2 separate regions of the Homo sapiens genome follow, and region 2 is linked to region 1. A link is a loop called in an ENCODE intact Hi-C map of the cell type or tissue named here. Cell type or tissue: Caco-2. All regions are shown on one strand. Links, peaks and the distances in the headings refer to the core of each region. The heading gives the core; the rest is flanking DNA. Region 1 overlaps FRYL (FRY like transcription coactivator). Region 2 has its middle 34 kb from the start of SLC10A4.

Region 1 (8,487 bases), core at 144-8,143:
TTTTGTTCTTATTGGGTTATTCCAGGTTTGTAGATTCACGAGTACTGCTTTGTCTTTGATTACAGGAACTACTTCCAGTAGCAATACAATGGTAGCTCCCACAGATGGCAATCCTGATAATAAGCCCATTAAAGAGAATATTGAAGAGAGGTAAGTACTTCTCTGTTCTGTATTAGCCTTTCAGTTTGACAGATACTGGTTGTCATCAGAATAAATGATATTTTCTGCATTGAAATGTGGATGTTGCTGTGTTAAAATTCGAGTGAAAAAAATATATTTCCATGCTGGAAACTTTCCACATTGAGAGTTTCAACATTAAAGATGCTAGCCTGCTAGATTTTTTTATATGCTCTAATGTATAAATAGGTGGTATATGGTAAGTCACTTTTTGTATTGCTTAAAGTTTTAGACCTATATAAATGGTATTTACTCCACCTGTTTTGTATGCCAGAATATTATTTTAGGTAGAAATAATTGATTAAAAGTTTAAGCTTTTGGATTATAAGGTGGAAATTAATGTACGTCATAGTAAACTTTTGTTAGTATTTTGTGTACTGTGTCCTTTTTTTTTTTTTATTGAGATGGAGTCTCGCTCTGTTGCCAGACTGGAGTGCAGTGGTGCAATCTCAGCTCAACCTCTGCCTCCCAGGTTCAAGCAATTCTCCTGCCTCAGCCTCCGGAGTAGCTGGGACTACAGGCACACGTCACCACGCTCGGCTAATTTTTGGTATTTTAGTAGACACGGGGTTTCACCATGTTGGCCAGGATGGTCTCGATCTCCTGACCTCATGATCCTCCTGCCTTGGCCTCCCAAAGTGCTGGGATTACAGGCTTGAACCATGGCGTCCGTCCTCCTTTTTTAAACAGAGAAAGTGAAACATAAAGTATAAATACCATTGCACCGTGAACTGTGACTAACTTCAGTGATCATTCCCATAGCTATGTGCACCTGGACATTTACAGTGGACTAAACAGTCATTTGAATCGGCAACATCACAGACTAGAATCCCGATACAGTAGCAGCTCTGGAGGATCTTATGAAGAAGAAAAAAGTAATAAATTCCAAATGTTTTTAATATAACTATAAGGGTGAGGTGTATTGTTAATTACATTAATGTTAATAAATATATATTTTCAGTAAATTGTTTTTAAAAAGCGTATTTAACTGCCACTAGTGGTGTTCCAACATAATCTGAAACATCTTGATTTTAAGAAGCAACGTAATTGGGTGAAATTTTTTTTAAAGCACTGGTTTCCTATAGATAAATCACAAGGAACATAAGAACTGGTTCTCAGGAAGCATCATAGAACAAATACTGGAAACAGGCTGATTTTTTTTAGCAGGATTGCTCCTTCTGCATGGATTCACTTTTTCCTTAAAAGATTCTCCCTTGGCAATTGCAAAGTGAATAATCTACCCAAGTTTCACTATAACGTTAAGGCAGGGTATCATAGAAGCACAGGCTTTCAGACTGGGAAGGGACACTGAAGATGATCTGGTCCAATCTCCTCATTTTGCACATGATGGAACTGAGGTCCAGAGAGGTTAAGTGACTTACCCACGTCACACAGAATTCACATTTCCTGACATTTTTTATTGCACCCCGCAGCCCCACTGTGGTAGAGCAGAGTTCCTTTCAAGATGGAGCTGTGTTGGCCCTATCTCAGGATATTTAGAACTGAATAACTTACCAGAAGGCCCTTTGTTACAAGGCAGCTTCACCAATAATGTGATCTCCTGGCTTGGACATCATTGATGGAATCATGATGAAGTGCTAATATAGTTTTGCTTTGACGTACAGGGTGGAACCTAAATTAATCTCTTTCTCTCTCTCCCTCTCCCTGGTTTGCTTAATTTGATAATATTTGTGCCTAGATTTTCCTAGCAAACATGTTGAAATAGTGGGAAATTTTTTTTATCACTTTCCAATACTATATAAATAGTTGGGATCTTACTAGAGTTTGCTTATATTGGCAGAAATTAGATGGTGTAGAAAATGAGATCATTTTATCTTGATAGGTGATTCAATGCCACTTTATTCTAATTGGCGACTGAAAGTGATGGAGCATAACCAAGGAGAGCCACTGCCCTTCCCACCAGCTGGAGGCTGCTGGTCACCACTGGTGGATTACGTGCCTGAAACGTCATCACCTGGATTACCTCTTCACAGGTGGACTACAGCGTCATTCCTTTTACATATGCACCAAGTTGCTGCTGAACACTGTCGGCTTTCTTTGTGCTATCTGACAACACAGAATGAAAGCAATCTTCTTTATGGAGATACTGCAACACAGATCAATGTGTTTAGATTCTAAGAAATCTAAAAAACTCAGAATTCTAACTTTATAAAATTAATATTATTAAATCTAATTCTGCTGCTGCTTTTCTGGGTGTCTGGCATAGTTACTTGACCTTTCTGGGACCCAGTTACTACATCTGAAAAATATGACTTTCCTATGGTAGGCACTATTATTTTGCATCGAGTTAAATTGAATTCTACTTAGCAAAATCACAATAGAGCAATTACTGCATTCTTTCAAAATGTATTAATGCACCAAACATGTATTGAACACCTACTGTGGCAAGCAGTGTGCTAAGTCTCAAGGTTGAAAGATGAAGAAAATGTGGCTCCTGAGTTCAAGGAACCCTTAGCCCTTATGTTCTGTTCCATCTCTTTAACTTAATGGTTAACGTTTTCTTCAGCTGTATTTGTTTTTCCTCCTTTTTCCTTGATAAGTTGTATTTTTCCATGAAATGTGATATTAAAGTCTTCAAGTAATTTTGTACCAAATTCTCTCTAGGTTTACTGAGATCTAGTAAAACGTTAATGAAACTCTTATTTGTCATAGGTGTAACATAGCAGTGATCCTTTTGACTGATCTCATCATTGATCATAGTGTGAAGGTGGAATGGGGAAGCTACCTCCATCTTCTTCTTCATGCAATTTTTATAGGTAATAAATATTTGGTTCTAATTCTTTCATGTTATATTTTTATGATAATTTAAAAGCAGTATGGTTTTATGACAGTTTTTATGTGTTTCTGTTTCCTGTTATTTTTATGTTATTTCCATGACACTTTTCACTATGATTCCTCTGGTCTCTTGGGGAGTTATGTCTGGCCCCTCTTCTAACCACAAACAAACATGTCTATTACCCCCATTCCTATTCCTATCTTATGGCCTCGCCTGCCCACACACAAACACACATATACTATACCAAGGAAAAATTCTGTGGCTGTGGCAAGAGTCAAATTAACTTAACTCTGGGATTGGAAACTTTCAGAGTGAATGAAAAGTTGAGATAGGTTCTAAGTATTTCCCAAAAGAACTGGGTTGTTGGATAGCCTCATTATTATACCTGAAACTCCATCGTGCCTTCTGTAGCAAACATGTGGGATCTACCATATCTATAATACATTTGATGCTTATAGGATTGGCTTCCTGAAGCAAGTCCAGATAGCCATCTCCTTATAAGTTTTCCTGATGGGCACACTTAATGTTGGTGTATTACATCATTCCTTCAGTTAATCATGTACTTTCTGTTATGTGCTAAGCACACAAAAAACCCTGCCTTTAAAAAAAAAAATTCATTTCCATGAATTTTTTTATGTTATGTAACAGAAATAATTTTTAAGAGATCACTAAATTTTAGACATGAAACACATTTAGCTTACCTTGAGTCTCCCTAGTACTATAAGACAGTAGGCTATTGTAAAAGTATATAAGAACTCTAGGGCAATAAAAAACCATATAATATGTCACCTTCCATGAAATCTTTCATATAATTTCTCCTTTTCTTCAAAATGTGAGTTTGGTAGTAAGAATACTCATTATTTCTCTTTATTGATAATGTTTCTCTACTATCCTTTTTAGGGTTTGACCACTGCCACCCTGAGGTGTATGAACATTGTAAACGCCTGCTTCTGCACTTATTAATAGTAATGGGACCCAATAGTAACATCCGAACTGTTGCTTCTGTCCTTCTCAGGAACAAGGAGTTTAATGAGCCCAGGGTGCTTACAGTCAAACAAGTTGCACACTTAGATTATAATTTCACAGGTATTTGCTTTAAATGTACAATTTGAAAGTAGAATTATACTTTATTAATTTGGAATCCTGCATTAGAGAAAGTCAACTGAATAAAAGTTGAAATACTAGAGAACATTTTAAAAATGTAGTTGTATTATTTTAAGTACCATTTAAATTATTTGCTAATAAAAGAAGGGATTAAATTTAAAATATTTGAGTCTGCATTACCTCGAACGATCTTTATCGAGATTTAACTTAGGAATATGTAAGTTGAAGACATAATGAAACTGCTTAATTTATTGAGGACGAATTACGAAAAAGATGTTGAGCTTGTATTAGATTCCTCTTATTTGCAGGATCTGAAAACTGATAAAGTAAGGCATTTTAAATTTTGTTATTCTCGTGATTATATTTACTGCATTAAAAACATACATTTTGAAGTAGTGAAGTCCAAGTTAATGAGACTTAATATGGTTTATTTCACTGTCAATGTTAATTTTTGTTTTTTACTTTTAAGGTATATTTTCTTATATCCTATAACTAACATTTCTTTCATTCATCAGTACCATCAGGCTAATAACAAGTGATCTAGAAACTTTTTTTTCAAAATTGCAATAAAATTACCTTTTTTTTTTCTAATCATACAGTGTCAGATACAGGGTTCATCAATTTTAAAGTTAGTTAAAACCCTGTTATTTATTTAAAATCCTATAGTTAGGAAACAATTATTAGGAAACTTATTAGCCTTTTAAAACTATGATTAAAAGAAAAATGGAATGAAGTTTACTGCCTTTTTATATTAAGGCACCATTATTCAAAATTCCATAGCTTGTTTGTTTTTAAGGCTTCTCTTACCAATTTGTAAATATGGGCATTAGTAATAACCTTTAACAGTTTTTTAAAAAATGATTGATGCACTATGTGTATTTCAGATAGATGAGCCTTTCTGCAATGGAAATGGATCAAAAATTATAGAAAATTTTCTATAAAAAGTTAAAAATCAGTTCATATTATAGAAATGTGACTGACAAGCGATGTTGACAAAATATGCCAGAATATTAGGAAACTGCCACTTGCAAGTTTCTTCAGCAGATGGCGGCAGAGGACTGCATAGTACATCCAAATTGCTAAGTTTTCAAGCTGTGAAACAATGTTTGCCCCAAAACTTACTTGCTGTAATTTGGTGTTCATGAGGATCAGCAGGAGCACTGATTCACATCACCTTGCACTGACAGATTGCCTCATGTGTCCCATAGAGTCTAAGGAACAACAGTTTAATTCTATAGGTATTTTGTGAGATTCTTTCATGTTTTAGGTATTCATGACGATCTTTCTCTTTCAGCAGGCATTAACGATTTTATACCTGATTACCAGCCCTCCCCTATGACTGACTCAGGGCTTAGCTCAAGTTCTACCTCTTCTAGTATCAGCTTAGGAAATAACAGTGCTGCCATTTCACATCTGCACACCACTATCCTCAATGAGGTTGACATCTCAGTGGAGCAGGATGGAAAAGTCAAAACCCTCATGGAATTCATTACCTCAAGGTAACACTGGCAGCTCTTATCATCCCAGCAGTGTATGTGTTAAGTCATTCTTTCATTGATCAGGTATTATGAGCCATATTTTTGTTGTCTGAAATACCATTGATGTGAAATACACAGGTTTGTATTGCACAGTATTTTGAAAATTAGGATGCAATCAAAGACTCTTTTGTGCCAGTGCAGTTATACCTCAGGACTTTAATCATATCTGGCTATTTAATGGCCAAAGAGAATGAGTATTATCTGAATATATATTTCACTTTTATTAGCTACATTATCATTCAGTCATCAAATATTTATTTATGGTCTACTCTTTGCAAGACACAATAAGTAGAGAGGGAATATAGGTGGGGAGAAAGGGCATGGTATTCCATTGCAAGAACAAAATCACAGGAGCACAAGAAAACCATGTGTTTGGAAATGGTGAGGAATCCACTCTGACTGTAATGCAGAGAAAAGAGAGTTGTTCTAGACAATTATGGAAAGCTTGGGAGAGTTCAAACTGGCGGGCCATGAAGCCCAGGCCATAAGGTTGTAGATTATATTGAAAATCATTAAGCTGGGAGGAGGGTGGGAGGCATCATTTAATAAGTATGTGGAGAAAATCAGCCCCATAACAGCGTGTAGGATGCATTAGAGGTGGAAGGAACCAGAAGCAGTGCGTAGCAGGTTCTCAGGGCACTTTGGGCCTGTGTTAATAAAGAGCTTAACTGAGGTGGTGGCCAAGAACACAAAGACGTTTTGAAGAAAGAATCAAGAGGACATTACTCTGTCCTAAACTTTCCCTGTAGTTTTAGCTAGTAAATTATTCTCATTGCATTTCACCAGCAAATTATTTTCTTTGCATTACAATCTAAATACAGATTATATTTTGACCTGGAACACATAAGCAGTAACCAATATGCTTCACACTTGGCAAAATTTGGCATCTTTTTCTACTACGTCTGAGAGAATTTGACTGGTCTGTTGCTAGACACTGAAATGAGATCTTTCTCTCCTTGCTGTAGATCATTACATATTCATGTGCCTAAGTAGTAGTAGACTGTGACCTATTTATTCAACTACCATCCTTTCTAATTGTAAAGGTGTAATTTAGGCAAGTGTGAGTACAACTGTTAATCACAAGTGAAAATCCAAGGAAATTACATCTGTTCTCTGTTTTCAGAAAAAGAGGGCCCCTTTGGAACCATGAGGATGTTTCTGCCAAGAATCCTAGCATAAAGAGTGCTGAACAGTTAACTACATTTTTGAAACATGTGGTTTCTGTTTTTAAGCAGTCAAGCTCAGGTATCTTTTAAGAAATATTTTAGTTTTAGTGACATTTTAATGTGATGTCAATTTCTGATAATGCTTAGCAAAAAGTTAATAGTTGATATTGTGATACCTCTAAAAGTTTTAGACTTTTAATTTATTAATGATAACAGATCTGTTTTCACTGAAGAAAAATTAAGTTACTACTTAAAAATGAGTGCTATCTATGAAATGCTAGGCTCCTTAGTTTTGTGTTTGATGGCATCATAAAATTACAATACAATTGCGTATTATGAAAAAATACATTAAACGGACGTATATAGAAATTGGAAACTTAAAAAAAATTGTGCTGGTATAGTCTTCAGTAATCTAAAATTCAACACATTCTGAAAATCATAGTCAAATTGTATATGTCTAGAGCAGTGGTTCTCAACTAGGGGACATTTGGCAATGTCTAGAGACAGTGTCACCGTTATGGGTTGGGGGCAAGGGGTTACTACTGGTATCTGGTGGGTTGAGGCCAGAGACACTGCTAAACATCATACCCTGCTCAGGGCAGCCCTTCCAGCAAAGAATTTTCTGGCTTATAAGGTCAGTAGTGCCAAGGTTGAGAAACCCTGGTCTGAAGGATTGCTTCCGTAAAGATTAAAGGGTCATCTAAAATGCAAATGGAGTTTAAGCAAAGAAAAAGCATTGACTTATAAAATGTGAGAGCCAGGAAGTGTGCTAGCTGCTAGCTTTAAGATGATTCACTTCTGATTATAACCCCATTAGTATTCTAAAGAACAAGAACAACCTACTCGTTTCCTTTGCATTCACAGAAGGAATTCATCTGGAACATCATCTTAGTGAAGTTGCTCTGCAAACAGCACTTTCCTGTTCTTCTCGACACTATGCTGGGAGATCCTTTCAGATTTTCAGGGCCCTAAAGCAGCCTCTCACTGCAACTACACTTTCTGATGTTCTCTCCAGACTTGTAGAAACTGTAGGGGATCCAGGAGAAGATGCACAGGTATTTCCTTATATTCTTTCAGCAGTTATTGAGCAGCTACTAGTTGTCAAGGATTTATTGTCCATATAGATTGCTATAGCTAGAGCAAGATAATGGGCATCTAGAATTATAGTCAGATGTTGAGCAGGCAAAGAATTAAGAGACAAAGTTAGTTTTGTAATTAATATCAAATAACCTACTAATTAAATCAACTATTCTAGTGCCTATCAGAAAAAGCTTTACACTCGCCCACTCACACAACACCCCACCCCCAAGATCTTAACCTGGGATGATCACAAGGTAAAAAAGATAGGAAGTTAAATTTAAATGTAAAGTGGAGCATTGAATTTTATGCTTTAAGATAAATGAACTGTTGCACTAGAGAACTTCAGTTTGTACAGATGAATGACTTTATTAACGCTGTTATAAATATCAGGGATACAGTGATCAATGAGACAAAGTTCCTAACATTCTAGAGCTCATATTCTATTGAGGGAAACAAACCTTTAGTCTTCCAATTATACATAACATAATTTATCCTACTGATAATGCTGTGAATATAATAAGATAATAAGATTAAAGGAGAAGGAATTGTTTTACATATGATAATCCATCTGAGAAGGTGATTTTTGAAGAGATACTGAAATGAAGTAGGTTCTGTTTATGATCTG
Region 2 (8,487 bases), core at 320-8,319, 99 kb after region 1:
CGACATGTGTACACCATCATGGTATCATACAGAGTATTTTTACTGTCCTAATAATCCTCTGTCTTCCGCCTATTCATCCTTCCCTATCCCTAACTCCTAGGAGCAATTGAGATTTTTGCTGTCTCCATATTTTTTGTTTTTTTTTTTTTTCCAGAATATCATATAGTTTAACTCACGCAGTATGTAGCTGTTTCAGATTAATTTTTTCTTTCAGTAATATGCCTTTAATTTTTCTGTTTATCTTTTCACACTTGACAGCCCATTTCTTTTTAGCACTGAATAATATTTCATTATCTGGGCATATTTGTTCATTCACCTACAGAAGGACATCTTGGTTGCTTCCAAGTTTTGGCAATTATGAATAAAGCTGCTATAAGCATCCAAGTGCAGGTTTTTGTGTGTAGATACGTTTTCAACACATTTCAGTAAATATTGAAAAGCCCAATTGCTGGATCATATGGTAAGAGTATGTTTAGCTTTGTAAGTGGCTACCAAACTGTCTTCCAAAATGGCTGTAGCATTTTTCATTCCCAACAGCAATGAATGAAAGTTCCTGTTACTCCACACCTTTGTCAGCATTTGATGTTGTCAGTGTTCTGCATCTTGGCCCTTCTCATGTGTGTAGCGGTATCTCATTGTTTTAATTTGCATTTCCCTGGTGACATATGATATGGGATGTATATTCATATACTTATTTGACACCTGCGTATCTTCTTTTGTGAGGTATCTGTTAAGGTCTTTGTCCCATTTTTTAATTGGGTTATTTCCCTATCATTATTACTATTATTATTGTTGTTGTTGTTGTTTTCCCATCTTTCATTTTACAGAGGGTACATGTGCAGGGTTGTTACATGGTTAAATTACAGGTCAGGAGGTTTGGTGTACAGACTACTCTCCTCCCACCCTCCACTCTCAAGTAGAACTAGTATCCGTTGTTCCCTTCTTTGTGTCCATGTGTACTCAATGTTTAGTCCTCACTTATACAAGAGAACATGTAGCATTTGGTTTTCTGTTTCTGTGTTAATTTGCTTAGGATAATGGCCTCCAGCTGCATTTACATTGCTGCAAAGGACATGATTTCATTCTCCTTTATGGCTGCATAGTATTCCACTGTGTATATATACCACATTTTCTTTATCTAGTCATCTGTTCATGGACACTTAGGTTGATTCCATGTCTTTGCTTTTGTGAATAGTCCCATGATGAACATAGATCTGCATGTATCTTTATGGTAGAACGCTTTATATTCCTTTGGGTACATACCTCACAATGGGATTGCTGGGTCGAATGGTAGTTCTGTTTTACATTCTTTGAGAAATCTCTAAAATGCTTTCCACAGTGACTGAACTAGTTTCCATTCCCACCAGCAGTGTGTGTTCCCTTTTCTCCACAACCTTACCAGCATCTGTTAATTTTTGACTTTTTATAATAGCCATTCTGACTGGTGGGAGGTGGTATCTCATTGTGGTTTTGATTTGCATTTCCCTAATGATTAGTGATGTTAAGCATTTTTTTCATATGTTTGTTGGCTGTGTGTATGTCTTCTTTTGAGAAGTGTCTGTTCATGTCCTTTGCCCGTTTATTAAATGGGATTATTTTTGTTTAATAATTTATTTAAGTTCCTTATAGATTCTGGATATTAGACCATTTTCAGATGCATAGTTTGAAAATATTTTCTCCCATTCTGTAGGTTGTCTCTTTACTCTGCTGATAGTTTCTTTTACTGGGCAGAAACTCTTTAGTTTAACTAGGTCTCACGTGTCAATTTTTGTTTTTGTTGCAATTACTTTTACAGTCTTTGTCATGAAATCTTTGCCAGGGCTCATATCCAGAATGGTATTTCCAGAACAGCACATTTTAAAAAAGACCTTAACAACAACAACAAATGTGTGTGTGTGTGTGTGTGTGTGCGTGTGTAAAATGATGAAATATCAAAACACTTGAGACACACACACAAAAATCCTTTTCATTTCCCCAGAAAGAGTGGGCAAAGAGCCGCATTCAAAGCAACAGTAATAGAATGACAAAAAGACTTTCAGTACCAACCTAAAATATTTGAAGACCATGGGGTAATACCCTCAACATTCTGAGGAGCTATTATTTTTGGGAGAGAATACTGTATCCTCTGAACCGTCACTTATATGAATTATGTATGAGTCAGGTTCTCCACAGAAACAGAACCAACAGGATGCATGTATAAATATCTATGAGATTTAAGGAACTGTCTCACACAATTAAGGAGGCCAGCATGTCCAAAATCTGCAGGGTTGGCCTGTAGACTGGAGACCCAGGGAAGAGCTAATGCTGCAGTTCAGGTGTGAAAGGCATCCACTGACCGAATTCCCTTTTGCTCAGGGCAGGCCAGTCTTGTTCTATCCAGGCCTTGAAATGATTGGATGAGGTCCACCCACACTATGAAGGGCAACCTGCTTTGCTCAAAATTCATCTATGTAAATGTTAATCTCATCCCAACATCCTCGCAGAAATATTCAGAATAATTTTTGACACATATCTGGGCTCTGCGGCCCAGCCAAGTTGCCACATAAAATTAACCATCACAATGGTTAATATTTTTAAACTTTCAAGGAAGTTTAAAATATAATATTTATATACATTTTATATATTTATAAATTTATATTGTAGTTATAATAAATTTATTATATTATAAATCTGTTATATAATATATATTTATATTATAAATATGTTATATATAATTTATATTATAAATATATACTTATAAATTTATTGTAACTATCATATATCATATTTTATGTATTTATATTATATATAAATAAAACATTGTATATTATATAGTACATGAATATATATTTTATTTATATATTTTTATTATATATAAATATATCCTCTGAACTATCAATTATGAAGTGTGTATTAGTCAGGTAATATATTTATATTATAATAAACATATTTATTATAATATAATAAGTAAATATAAAAAAATTATTACCTGACTAATACACTCATACATAATTGTGTATTTAATATTTTAATATAAGTATAAATCATTATATATTTGCTATATTTAATATATAAATATATATTTACTATATTATTTAATATATTAATTATATATTAATTACATATTAATATATAATAAATATATAACATATTAATATATAAATATATGTTATATTAATTATAATTAATATATAACAAATTTGTATATATTTATACATTTATATTTATAATAAATATATAATATTTATGTATAATTTAAAAATATAATGTAATCTTAAACTTTCAAGGAAGGCTTCAAAAGTTTACCTCTCATGCATCCTTTCCTATGAGCCACTTAGGAAGCTTCAGCAAAACAAGGGAGTAAACCAATAAAGAAAAAACACAGATCCAGGGAAAGGTTCTAACACAGGTAAGTTTCAGGACAACATCTACCTAGCAGGCCTAGGAAACCACCCAGGAAGATGGAAGTAGCAGTCGGCCCCAGAGTGGGGAGGAAAGGCAGGGAGGACGGTCCCATGCTTTCTTGGTCTTCTCTGGGAGTCTTTAGGGGACGGTGTTAAAGCACAGGCTCTGGAGCCGGACTTCCTGGATTTCAATCCTGGCTTCACGATTTTGTAGCTAGGTGATACTGGGCAAGTGACTCAACCTCCCCGTGGTTCAGTTTCTTCACGTGTAAAATGAGGGAACTCATTTTTTAGACTATGTGTTGCTTGGAGGTATGGTGGCTCCATGATAGTTAGGATGAACTATGTTATGTTGTATTCAGCAACGACCCCCAAAACTCAGGGGCTTAAAACCACAAAGATATTTTCCTTTCTCCTTCTATATGTCCCTGTGGTTGGATGGAGGGCTTCACGTTTTTTCACTCAAGCGAGCACGCTGAGGGAAAGCACGCTGAGGGAGGCTCCACCACCTGGAATGACAGTGTTTGCGGAGGGAAGGAAAGGTCAGGAGTCACATACCAGCCCCTGAAGCCTTCTGCCTAGAAATGACATGTCATTTCTGCTCACGTTCCATTGGCTGAAGGAAGAGAATGGCCAGGGATGTTAAATCCTACCTCACGCTCAGGCGGAAGAGAACCAGAGTCTTGGTGGATGGACACTCTAACCACAGACCGGTAATCCCTCCCACCACAAAGAAGGGACCATGGCTCTAAAGAAGTGGAGTGGAGCCACTTGGAGGGAGGAACAAATGGATTCTAGAGGCGGGAGTAAGGAAAAGGACAGCAGAGGGGAAGAGAGCAATGAGTCTAGGGACAGCGTGTTTTGGATTTGAGAGGGAACAGAGCAATGAGAGAGTTCCTGTGAGGAGTGGGAACATGAGAGTGTGAGAGAGGTCTGAGTGGATTTGTGGGAACTCTTGTTAGGTATTGTGGCCCATAAACCTCTGTGATGGCTCCTTAAGAAACATTAACAGACTTTTGTCACTTTTCAATGCTTTTTAGAATCAGTTTTATGTTTTTTCCAGATGGAACGCCAGGCTAAGACAAGCCTCAAGGTAGCCTATACACGTGAGTTACCATGAGGACCCAAGAAACTTGCCAAACACTTGGCACTTGAAGCCGGCTTCCCTGGACTCAGTCCCCAGAGCCTCTTCCCCCTTCACCTCCTCTGCTGACAGGGGTTCTTTGGTAGGAGGTGGAGAAGTTCAAATAACACATATTTTTATATTTAAGTATTTTTAGTTTATCTAATCCTATTTAATTATATCTTCAGATATTTATAGCTCATTTAGCAAACTCCTAATAGTCAACTTATTCTTCAAATATAGTCTTTTCAAAGTATTTTTATGGGAATTAGGTTCTGGTTTCATTTTTTGAAAAAATATTTTTTAAATAAACATTTCATTTGGGAATAATTTAGACTTACAGAATAATTGCAAAGATAGTTCCCATAGTTCAGAGAGTTCCCATATACCCTATATTCACTTTCCCCTAATGTTAACATCTTACATGAATTAGTATTCTATGTTTGTCTCAACTAATGAACCAACGTTGATATACTTTTATCAACTAAATTTCACAGTTGATTCAGATTTCCTTAATTTTTATCTAATGTTCTTTTTCTGTTCCAGGATCACGCCCAAGACACTGCATTACATTTACTTGTCATATATCCTTTTATTTTGATAAATATGCAAATCTCACACTGATTCACTTGTACTGAAAATAGAACAAATTTAATTCAGAGCAAGCTGAGGGAAGGATTTAAAATACTCCAAGTGTAAATTAGTTCAACCATTGTGGAAACCAGTGTGGCAATTCCTCAAAGAGCTAAAAACAGAACCACCATTCCATCCAGCAATCCCATTTCTGGGTATATACCCAAAGGAATAGAAATCATTCTACCATAAAGACACAAGCACATGAATGTTTGTTGTAGCACTATTCACAGTAGCAAAGACATGGAATCAACCTAAATGCCCATCAATGACAGACTGGATAAAGAAAATGTGGTACCTATATACCATGGAATACTGTGAAGCCATAAAAATGACCGAAACCATGTCTTTTGTGGGAACATGGATGGAGCTAGAGGCCATCATCCTTTGCAAAAGAACGCAGGAACAGAAAACCAAATACCGCATGTTCTCATGTATAAGTGTGAGCTAAATGATGAGAACACATGGACACAAAGAGGGGAACAACAGACACTGGGGCCTACTAGAGGGTGAAGAATGGGAGGAGGAAGTAGATCAGGAAAAATAACTACTGGGTACAAGGCCTGGTACATAAGTGATGAAATAATCTGTACAACAAACCCCCATGACACAAGTTTACAAATACAACAAATCTTCATATGTACCCCTGAACTTAAAACAAAAGATTAAAACAAATGAACAAACAAATGGAATCAATCCACTTGATGAATGGATAAACAAAATGTGGCATATCCATACCATGGAATATTATTCAGCCATAAAAATGAATAAAGCACTGATAAAGGCTACAACATGGATGAACCTGGAATATGTTATGTTAGGTGAAAGAAGCCAGACACAGAAGGTCACATATTGTATGGTTCCACTTATATGAAATGTCTAGAATTGGCAAATTCATAGAGACAGAAAGCAGATTAGTGATTGCCAGAGCTGGGGGGAGGGGAAATTGGGGAGTGACTCCTATTGAGTATGGGTTTCTTTTGGGGGTGATGAAAATGTTCTGGAATTAGGTAGTCACGATGGTTGCACAACCTTGTGAATACACTACAAACCTCTGAGTTGGATACTTTCAAAAGATAAATTTTATGGTATATGAATTATATCCCAATTAAAGTTAATTTTAAGTCTAAGCTCATGATTATGGTATTTCTGACTTCATAAAAAAAAAACTGATAACTCAGTGTGGGTGGAGTAGGCCTTTATATGGTTTTTCACTTGTTTTTTATTGCTCTTAAGAATATTTGGTTGAACTATGCTAGTGTGAATATGCTTTAAGCACTGGACTAATGCAAAAGACTTCTGTAGAAGACATTGGAACAGTGAATCATTCTATCAACATTTATGATCATCTATTATAGGTCATGCTCTATGCTGGGCATAAGAAACAAAAAGATGAGAATACATGAATTCTTTTAGTGCTCATAGTCTAATGCAAAAGATGAGCACGTAATTATGGTGCAGAACAAGGGCTGAAGGAGAGGCATGAACAAAATGCTGGGCTCAGAAAATGAAGTGGCACCCAAGGATTCCTTAGGAAGATATGAAATCAGCATACAGGACTGGTTGAGCTTTTCAAGACCTTAGAGTTAAAAAACAAACTTCAAAGAGCTCACCTGGAAGGGCTGAAAAAGCTGGTGCTGGGAAGGGTAGTGGGGGTGGGAGAGGGGGATGTGGGGATGGTTAATGGGTACAAAAAGTAGTTAGAAATAGTGAATAAGGGCCAAGTGCGGTGGCTCACGCCTGTAATCCCAGCACTTTGGGAGGCCAAAGAAGGTGGATCACTTGAGGTCAGGAGTTTGAGACCATCCTGGCCAACATAGTGAAACCCCGTCTCTACTAAAAATACAAAAATTAGCTGGGCATGGTGGCATGCACTTGTAGTCCCAGTTACAGGGAGGCTGAGGCAGGAGAATCACTTGAACCTGGGAGGTGGAGGTTGCAGTGAGCCGACATTGCCCTACTGCTCTATGGCCTGGGCGACAGAGCGAGACTGTCTCAAAAGTAAAAAAAAAAAAAGTGAATAAGACCTAGAATTGATAGCACAACAGGGTGACTATAATCAATAATAATTTAATTGTACATTTAAAAATAACTAAGAGTATAATTGGATTGTAACACAAAGGATAAGTGCTTGAGGGGATATCCCATTTATTATGATTACTACACATTGCATCCCTGTATCAAAGTATTTAATGTGCCCCAGAAATATATACACCTACTACATGCCCACAAAAATTAAAAAATTAAAAATTAAAATAAAAAAAGGTAAAAATAAAATAATAAATAAAACACTCCAAGAGAAATCAAGATCTCCCCCTAGTGTTTAGATAAATAATAGCACTTTGACTTTCCAACGTTGTGCTAACGCTGAAGAACAAATCTTCGATTTAAAAAAATTTTTTTGAATAGGAGTGGTGAGAGAGGGCATCCCTGTCTTGTGCCAGTTTTCAAAGGGAATGCTTCCAGTTTTTGCCCATTCAGTATGATATTGGCTGTGGGTTTGTCATAGATAGCTCTTATTATTTTGAGATACGTCCTATCAATACCTAATTTATTAAGAGTTTTTAGCATGAAGCGTTGTTGAATTTTGTCAAAGGCCTTTTCTGAATCTATTGAGATAACCATATGGTTTTTGTCATTGGTTCTGTTTATATGCTGGATTACATTTATTGATTTGCATATGTTGAACCAGCCTTGCATCCCAAGGATGAAGCCCACTTGATCATGGTGGATAAGCTTTGTGATGTGCTGCTGGATTCGGTTTGCCAGTATTTTATTGAAGATTTTTGCATCGATGTTCATGAGGAATATTGGTCTAAAATTCTCTTTTTTTGTTGTGTCTCTGCCAGGCTTTGGTATCAGGATGATGCTGGCCTCATAAAATGACTTAGGGAGGATTCCCTCTTTTTCTATTGATTGGAATAGTTTCAGAAGGAATGGTACCAGCTCCTCCTTGTACCTCTGGTAGAATTCGGCTGTGAATCCATCTGGTCCTGGACTTTTTTTGGTTGGTAAGCTATTAATTATTGCCTCAATTTCGGAGCCTGTTATTGGTCTATTCAGAGATTCAACTTCTTCCTGGTTTAGGTTGTTGGAGTTCTGCCCAGGGCAATCAGGCAGGAGAAGGAAATAAAAGGTATTCAATTAGGAAAAGAGGAAGTCAAATTGTCCCTGTTTGCAGATGACATGATTGTGTATCTAGAAAACCCCATCGTCTCAGCCCAAAATCTCCTTAAGCTGATAGGCAACTTCAGCAAAGTCTCAGGATACAAAATCAATGTGCAAAAATCACAAGCATTCTTATACACCAATAACAGACAAACAGAGAGCCAAATCATGAGTGAACTC

The links. A loop is a pair of places that touch in the nucleus more often than their neighbours do. Peaks named below come from ENCODE experiments on the same cell type or tissue, not always from the same donor. Only the 100,000 strongest peaks of a DNase experiment are listed, where the experiment ranks them.
Region 2: it touches region 1 in a loop (7-fold over the local background); 25 of 110 quality-filtered maps call a loop at or near these places.

What each region holds. Positions count from the first base shown.
Region 1 is chr4:48,543,157-48,551,643 of GRCh38, reverse strand. It overlaps FRYL (FRY like transcription coactivator), which reads left to right. Exons shown (of 64, transcript NM_015030.2): 37 at 66-150; 38 at 940-1,052; 39 at 2,021-2,171; 40 at 2,851-2,954; 41 at 3,875-4,060; 42 at 5,373-5,577; 43 at 6,740-6,861; 44 at 7,647-7,837. Among named protein-coding and RNA genes, the nearest start is that of ZAR1, 57 kb to the right of the region's middle. In Caco-2, for the core only: a CTCF peak has its summit at 5,129 (motif pointing right); a DNase peak (open chromatin) is centred at 5,143.
Region 2 is chr4:48,444,791-48,453,277 of GRCh38, reverse strand. No RefSeq gene overlaps it. Among named protein-coding and RNA genes, the nearest start is that of SLC10A4, 34 kb to the left of the region's middle. In Caco-2, for the core only: CTCF peaks have their summits at 7,227 and 7,432 (motif pointing left); a DNase peak (open chromatin) is centred at 3,927.